Regions from separate parts of the Homo sapiens genome. Here all the other regions are linked to region 2. A link is a loop called in an ENCODE intact Hi-C map of the cell type or tissue named here. Cell type or tissue: Caco-2. All regions are shown on one strand. Region 1 has its middle 47 kb from the start of TNFSF15. Region 2 overlaps TNFSF8 (TNF superfamily member 8). Region 3 overlaps TNFSF15 (TNF superfamily member 15).

The links. Hi-C counts contacts between places; a loop is a spot of excess contacts. Peaks named below come from ENCODE experiments on the same cell type or tissue, not always from the same donor. Only the 100,000 strongest peaks of a DNase experiment are listed, where the experiment ranks them.
Region 1: a loop joins it to region 2, with 4 times the contacts of the local background. A loop is called at or near these places in 8 of 110 quality-filtered maps.
Region 3: it touches region 2 in a loop (8-fold over the local background); 10 of 110 quality-filtered maps call a loop at or near these places.

The regions. Positions count from the first base shown.
Region 1 is chr9:114,852,165-114,854,664 of GRCh38, reverse strand. No RefSeq gene overlaps it. Among named protein-coding and RNA genes, the nearest start is that of TNFSF15, 47 kb to the right of the region's middle. In Caco-2, no CTCF peak of the experiment used is centred here; DNase peaks (open chromatin) are centred at 1,394 and 2,164.
Region 2 is chr9:114,905,846-114,908,345 of GRCh38, reverse strand. It overlaps TNFSF8 (TNF superfamily member 8), which reads left to right. Exons shown (of 4, transcript NM_001244.4): 3 at 2,447-2,500. Among named protein-coding and RNA genes, the nearest start is that of TNFSF8, 23 kb to the left of the region's middle. RefSeq lists enhancers at 1-377, 378-1,000. In Caco-2, a CTCF peak has its summit at 1,184 (motif pointing right); a DNase peak (open chromatin) is centred at 1,235.
Region 3 is chr9:114,803,464-114,805,963 of GRCh38, reverse strand. It overlaps TNFSF15 (TNF superfamily member 15), which reads left to right. Exons shown (of 4, transcript NM_005118.4): 1 at 1-161. Among named protein-coding and RNA genes, the nearest start is that of TNFSF15, 1.3 kb to the left of the region's middle. In Caco-2, no CTCF peak of the experiment used is centred here; DNase peaks (open chromatin) are centred at 143 and 1,303.

The DNA of each region.
Region 1 (2,500 bases), 54 kb after region 2:
GGTCAGAAGTACAGATGACCCAGTACTTGCAACTGCCATCTAAAATGGAGGCAGTCTTATGGGACTGAGCCCTTAAACCTTAGAGTCTGACACTAACTTCAGGTAGTTAGTGTCAGAATTGAATAGAATTACAAGACTCCCAGGTGGTGTCAGAGAGTAGAAGTGGTGTTGGAAAAGATACCACATACATGGTGTCAGGAGGAAGTAAGACCTCCTACTTTTTCACACAGTTACTATAAGCATAAGATGACAGAATTTAGCAAACAGTGAGCCCCAGTATTAGTATTATCATTGCTACTAGAAAAAAAAATAACCCACCAATTGGAACATGAACGAAGATAATTAATAGGTAATTCACAAAAGAAGAAAAGCAAATGATCAAACAGCAAACAGGATGTTCAATGTCATCAATCATTAAAGAACTGCATCTTAAAATTAGATACCAGTTTCTACTCATCTAATAATTGCCAAATATTAAAAATAATGGCAATGCCAGGTGTCGACAAGGAGTCACTTCAATGGGAGTGTAAATGGTATAGTTTCCTTAATGGCAAGGAGGCCGCTTGTGTCAAAAGTCGTGAAAATTATATGTATGTCCTTTGACCTCACTATTTTATTTCTTCTCCAAAAAAGGAGAAGAAAAACATAAATTTGCACAAATATTAGCTGCAAAGATGCTCCTTATGGCATTACTCATAACAACAAAAAGAAAAAAATTGGAAGCCATCTAAAAACCCTATATCCAGGGAAATCATTAAATAAATTATGTCTTTAGTTGAATATCATGCAGCTATGAAAACAAAAACATTTAATGACAGGAAAGATTTTCATGATATAATAGGTGATTAAGGGGGGTTATAAAATAGTTTATACAGTATTTGAAATTGCATATGTTCATATTTGTTTGATGAAATGTAAGCATATATGTCAAAACATTCAGTGTAGGTTGTCTCTAGGTGCAAAACTACAGGAGACTGTACTTTGCTCCTTACTTATCTGTAAATTCTAAAGTATCTACAATAAACATTCATTACATTCATTACTTGTGACATGACTGTTTAAACAATAAACTTTTTAATGCAATTTTTATTACCCTATTATGAAGATTGAAAATCTATCAAGAAAATTTTCTCTAAAGTGTTCTAAGAAACTAAAAAAAAAAATTATTCTAGTGGGTCTTCTCAGCCTACTCTCAGTTATTTTATTCACTAATTCATTTATTTATTCTTCCAATCTCTACACAACCATAGTGACTGGATTACAGACACAAGTCCAGTGGGATTTCTGTCCCAGTGAGCTCCCAGGTTAATGCTAATCTGAGAACTCAGGACAATAGAGGAAGAATCGAAGAAAGTCATCTGCTGCGAGGGAAAAGGTGAACATATGGGGAAGATCACAGAGAAGAGGCCAGCCTGAGCCTATTACAAGGAGCAGCCAGTGTAGGAGTCAGCCTGGTGGAGAAGAGCAAGTAGCAGAGGGCAGTCCAGGCAGAGGGCCCAGCTTGGGCAAAAGCAAGAAGACATGAAAGTACAGGCACATGTTAATTGACATGGCCAGGACGTGGGGTGACTTTAAGGGAATAGCTAAAGAAAGCTGGTTTGGTCAAGATTTGGTTTGGCATTTTTCTTAATTTGTAAAAAGAAGTAAGGAAGCCATGCAGCATTCTTGCCACCCCATTCATGTTTGATGATAGGGTGACCCTGATAGTTCTTTTTGGTTTTTTTGTTTGTTTTGTTTTTTGTTTTTTGTTTTTGAGACAGAGTCTCACTCGTTGCCCAGGCTGGAGTGCAGTGGCACAATCTCGGCTCACTGCAAGCTCCGCCTCCTGGGTTCATGCCATTCTCCTGCCTCAGCCTCCCAAGTAGCTGGGACTACAGGCGTCTGCCACCACGCCCAGCTAATTTTTTGTATTTTTAGTAGAGACGGGGTTTCACCGCGTTAGCCAGGTTGGTCTCGACCTCCTGACCTGGTGATCTGCCTGCCTCGGTCTCCCAAAGTGCTGGGATTACAGGCGTGAGCCACCGCACCCAGCCTGATAGTTGTAAATATAGTAGACTGGCCCCTCTGCCCTGAGCTGATGGCCACAATGACTTTCAGAAAAGAGCCAAGGAACCCTAAGAGGTCTGAACTTCAGTAGAAACTGGATGGGCCAGTTGCCCCTGGGGGTTCCTTCTTTCTTGTAAAGGTTAAAGGCATAAAACTTTCTCTCTTGTTAAACATTGTACACACCCCAGTGTCAGCCACTCAGCTGAAAAGATAAATACCACAAATAGAATTTTTGGCAGAGCAGTACTGCGTTGAATGAAGAACTGTTGCACAACACTCCTTCCTTACCCTCCTTCCTTACACAACATACACATTTTTACTTTGAGTGGGGAGAAGGTCGGGGGGAGGGGGGAGATTAAAATTGGAACAAGAAATGAAAGCGGGCTGCAAGAAGAAATGTCTGAAATTTCTCAATCAAGAGGGAGAAGCATCTCCCAATAAGGACCAAACATCT
Region 2 (2,500 bases):
CAGGCAAAAGGCAAGCCAAGCGTCCTGATTCACCTCACTGTTGTCCTAAGTACTTACTCTGTATCCACAGAGGGAAACAAGAAAGATGAACTAGGTGATTCAATTCAACAAATATTTACAGAGCATCTGCTAGACTGGGCAGTGGGGGTTTATAAACAGGAGTCTCTGCCCTGAGGGTTCACTGTCTGATAGAATGGGCAAATAGGCAAAGGAAGTATCCTGGAGGAGCTGACTGCTAGGCTGTGTTTCAAACAAGGAAAAACTTGCCTGGTGAAGGAGGCAGTCCAGGTAGAGAGCCCAGCAAGTGCCAAGGTGTAATGATAAATCAACATTCCTAAATGGTATGTTTAGGGGGACTGCAAAGCCCCAAACTCCCGGACAGCAGTCAGGAATCCATTCGGGCAGCGGTCAGGCAGCCTGAGTTTGGATCTCTACTCCACCCCTGACTACCTGTGTGAATGTGAACAAGTCAGTTAACCTTTAAAAGGGTCCATTTCCTTATGTACAAGATAGACTTAATTATGGTACCTCTCTTATCGTGTTATTGTGAGAATTAAATGAAATAATGCATGTAGCATACTTAGCAGAGTACCTGGAAAATGGCTATCACTCAACATGTATTAGTTATGACCATTCATATTATTATCACTGTTCCTCCTCGTTATTATTACTATTGGAACATAAAGGGAAAGGGGAGGAGGGAAGGTGAGGGGTGAGACCAGAGAGTTCAGTAGGAGTCAGAACAATGGGGACCATGAAAGCCATGCTGAGGAGCTTGGGCCTGATCCTGCAGGCGAAAGGAGTCAGAAAGGGCTTCCATGCAAACAGACAGCCAGGTCTGTCTCCCTGGCTTGATGTTCTGCAGCTTAGAGTAGGAGGCTACGCCAGGAGGACTCTCTAACCATAGTCACAGTCCATTAGGAGCATAAGCAGCCATTAGTGTTGGGGTTCTGACTACAAACCCCAAGAGTGTGGGCTGTGGGCTGCAACAGGCAGGACCAGAGCACTGATCAGAGGATGCATGAGGATGAAACCAAGGGGATGACAGCTGACCCACTGGCTCTCACCACCAAGAGAGCTTTGGACCAGAAGCTCTATGTGGATGCAGCAGATAAGGAGGAAAACTGCCCCTGCTTCTGCCCGGAGTGCCTCTCGCAGTGAGCTTGTTCAGACAGCAGAGGGAACTCTTCATTTAACTTTCAACCACTCCAAAGCCCCCATGAAGCTATGAGGATGGCCAGGAGGGACTTTCTCAGGGCTGGGCAGAGACTGCAATGGGAAAGGTTGTGAGCCCAGCAGGTACTACTCGGCAATGCAGTGAGCAAATATCCCAGGGTGTGGCTGCTCCATTGAATGGGCCGTTGGCTGCCTACCGTCTGATGGATGGACTACATGGTCATCTCTGGTGACATCTTTGAGAAGATGTCCATGTCAGGTCAAAGATTGTCCAGTTTTACACATGGGGAAACCAAGGATCAAAGAAGAGATTAGCTCTGAATAAGTTGAATTCAAGTGTCATTGCAGGAAATGTATAACTTGAATCTTTGCATACAAAATATTAAGTAGTTACTGTAATAAAAAAAAGCTAAGCCACCATCACTAGTGAATATATGAAAAATATTTTTATTTCTTAAATACCATAATAACATAATATTATGTTTGCCTCTGCCAAGGAAGCTCCAAATAGCAGGACTTCTGTTAAGATTTCTTTAACCCTGTGTCCTCTTAAAATTGAACACCAAGATGTTTTTATCTTCGTTGTCTAGCAAAATAGCCTAGAACAGGAAACCTGGCCTCTGGAATTAGCCATGGGCAATTCCAGCATTTACACAAACTTGTCTGAACTTAGGCGATGGTATTGACCACCTCTAGGCATCAAAGTTAACCCTGCAGGATTAGTCTGAGAACTAGATTAGCTGATATATTACCCAGCTGTAAAAGTACCCAGACTAGTTTCTGGTGTGTGGTAGATAAGTTGACAGTATTTACTATCAGTATTATCATTCTCACTACCACTGCCTGGCAAGGCACCACGAAACAATGTATTTCACCTGCGTGGCCCCCAGATTTTTTTCCCATCTGTAAAAGGGGCTTAATAATACCCCTCTCACAGAGTTGCTGCAAAGATTAAGGAGATGAAATACGTATAGTGCCAAAAAATGGCCCCTGACACATTATAGGAATGGATGTCATATTTGTTTCCTTCCCTGATTTCCACAGTCTTCCATAAAAGTCCAAGTGGAAGCAATCAATAAAAATAAATTTAAAAAATTAAAATCCTAAAATACCTGATGGCAAAATGAGAAATAAAGAGCTTTTCTCCTTATTCTGAAAATGGAAAACAGAACGGTAATTGTCTCCATCAAAGTGTTGTAGAAAAAGATCAGGTATTTCCAGATCCCAAAACGGCAAAAGACATTTTAATGCATCGTCTCCTTATTTTTAGGAAATTGCTCAGAAGACCTCTTATGTATCCTGAAAAGGGCTCCATTCAAGAAGT
Region 3 (2,500 bases), 100 kb after region 2:
TGCTGCCAGAGCACGGCAGCTGCAGGCCCAAGGCCAGGAGCAGCAGCGCACGCTGGGCTCTCACCTGCTGCCTGGTGTTGCTCCCCTTCCTTGCAGGACTCACCACATACCTGCTTGTCAGCCAGCTCCGGGCCCAGGGAGAGGCCTGTGTGCAGTTCCAGGTAAGCCACATGGCACTCTGACCTTGGGGAGGAGCAGTGGACTCTCTGCAGTGAGTGGCAACTATTTCAGCTCTGGACAGAGGATAGAGTTTCTTGATGTATCACATTTCTTGTTTCTACATGCAGAGGAAATGTAGAGTGGGAGGGGTGGAGAGGTTCAATTTGGTGTTTATTCTCAATATTTCTAGGGAATGAACAGTCCCTTCTTTTACTGTGGGGATAACCTTCAGCCTCATATTTTTTAGATAATTATAATCATAGTATACTGGTAATTTGGGAAGATTCTTTTTATTTAAGAAAAAAACTTAAAATTACATAACTAACACGGTCATTGAAAAAAGTTAGAAAATACAGATAAGGAGAGGAAGAAAGTCATCATTACCCATAACTCTTATAGCTGACCACTGTTAACAGTTTGGGATATATAATTCTGTACAGAATTATATGCCAGATATAAAACGGATTTTTTAATGAGACGAGATTATTCTGAGTCTGCTAATATATTATGATTTTATTTATATGCTAATGAATTCACAACAACATGATGCTATAGATACACATTCCTATATGTGGATGCTATAATTTCTTTACCCACTCTTTTTCTTGGGTTTAGAACTTTTTCTCTTTTTAGAGCTTAAGAAAGAACCTCCTGCCTGGTTGTCTATCTCTAAGGTCTTGCTGAGGCCTGGGAGAAGCCTAGTCAGAAAAAGAATATGAAGTCTAGGGAGAACAATGGTAGGGGCAGCGATAGGTGTCAAGAAGAAAACATAATTCTTGGCTGGGAACAACAAAGATGTACCTCAAAACCTAAGGAATGAGTCTTTCCAGTAATATCCTTTTTAAAAATGTCCCTTCATAATCTATGGTGGCTGATTTCATTTCAGTTCAAAGTATTAAATTGCAAAGGGAAAAAAATGGGTTTTCAATGGGTTTAACTGGAAACCTAGCCTCTAAGCAATCCTGGCCAGTTTCAAAGCATAGACACCACAAGTAAGCCATGGAAAATCTGTAATTCTCGCTGCCCCATCAGGGTCAACAAACAGACTGTGATTCAGGCAGCAGCGTTCATGGCCAGATGCCATTGCTCATAAAATGTAGAAATATGCAGACAAACCGGAAATGCTGTTTATGTTAAAGAAGAACCGCAGGTCATGGGAAGTCAGACTTTGACCCTTTGACCACCAAGGGGCCAGTTTCTGCTGGAAGTCAAACTGCAGCGCCCAGTTGGTGCTCTGGGACTCTGTCCCTCTTTAGCCAGAAGGAGATAGTTGTCCTTGAATGAGACACTGAGTGGCCTCCAGAAACCTGCACTGGGGTCTGAAGGAAGCCCAGAGGCATGACAGGTTCCCACGATCAAGATGATGTCTGAGAGCCCTTGGTCAGCAGAAGGCGAGGACTGCCTTTGTCTATCTAGAAGACCAGCAAGCAGAATGTTACAGACCAGGGAGGATCCATGACTTGCCCAGCCAGAAGGTGAGATGGAGACATGCACTGTCACTAGACGGGAAGCTCGGTGAAGGAAGGCACGGGGTCTTTTTTACTCACTGCTACTGCCCCTACCTGAATCTATCACTGTGCCTATCCAATTGCAGATGCTCAAGAAATGAATAAGGCTGACACCATCCATTCCATTATCATTAAATTCATCTTCCTGGAGAGCAGATGTGTGGGGATGATTGCAGCTCTGGTTTGCCCAGGCTCTGTAACTTCTTAGTGTGTCAGAAGAAAAGGAGAGGGAAATGGGGGTGAGGCTGGGCTCATGTAGCAATCAGGGTCCTGAAAAGAAACAGCTGGCTCACTCAAGAAAGTGCATTTGTAGAAGAATATTTAAAGAGTTTGAAGGGATTTAAAGAAGGGCCTCTTTGCTGAGATGCAGACGGATTGAAGGGAACTGAAAGGGCTGGAACATCCAGCACTAGCAACAGTGGGAAACCAGCAACCATGCCTTGGCATGAAGGGCACATGGAGGGAGAAGTGTTAGAGAAACCCAGAGAGAACTAAAGCCTAGGAGAGGGCCTGCCTGGAAGACCTAAGGGCTCTGGGGAGAAAGGCAGTCACTGCCAAAACAGCAGCAAGAGCACAGAAGGAAGGAGGGAATGCTGACTGCTCCCCCATCCCCCACCCTGCCTCCAATCCAATCCCATTGACCAGGCTCAGGAGGAAGCCAGAGCTCAAAGGTCCAGGGGCAACTGAGCCAGGAGTCAGCTTCACAGGACAGAGCAGGGTCAGGAAGGGCTGAGAGAGGATCTGGAGGGACTGATGGAGAAGAAATGGCTCAGAGGAGATGGGAAAAGACTGGATTCAAGGAGGGAAAACCAGGGCACCAAGGAGAACTTGGG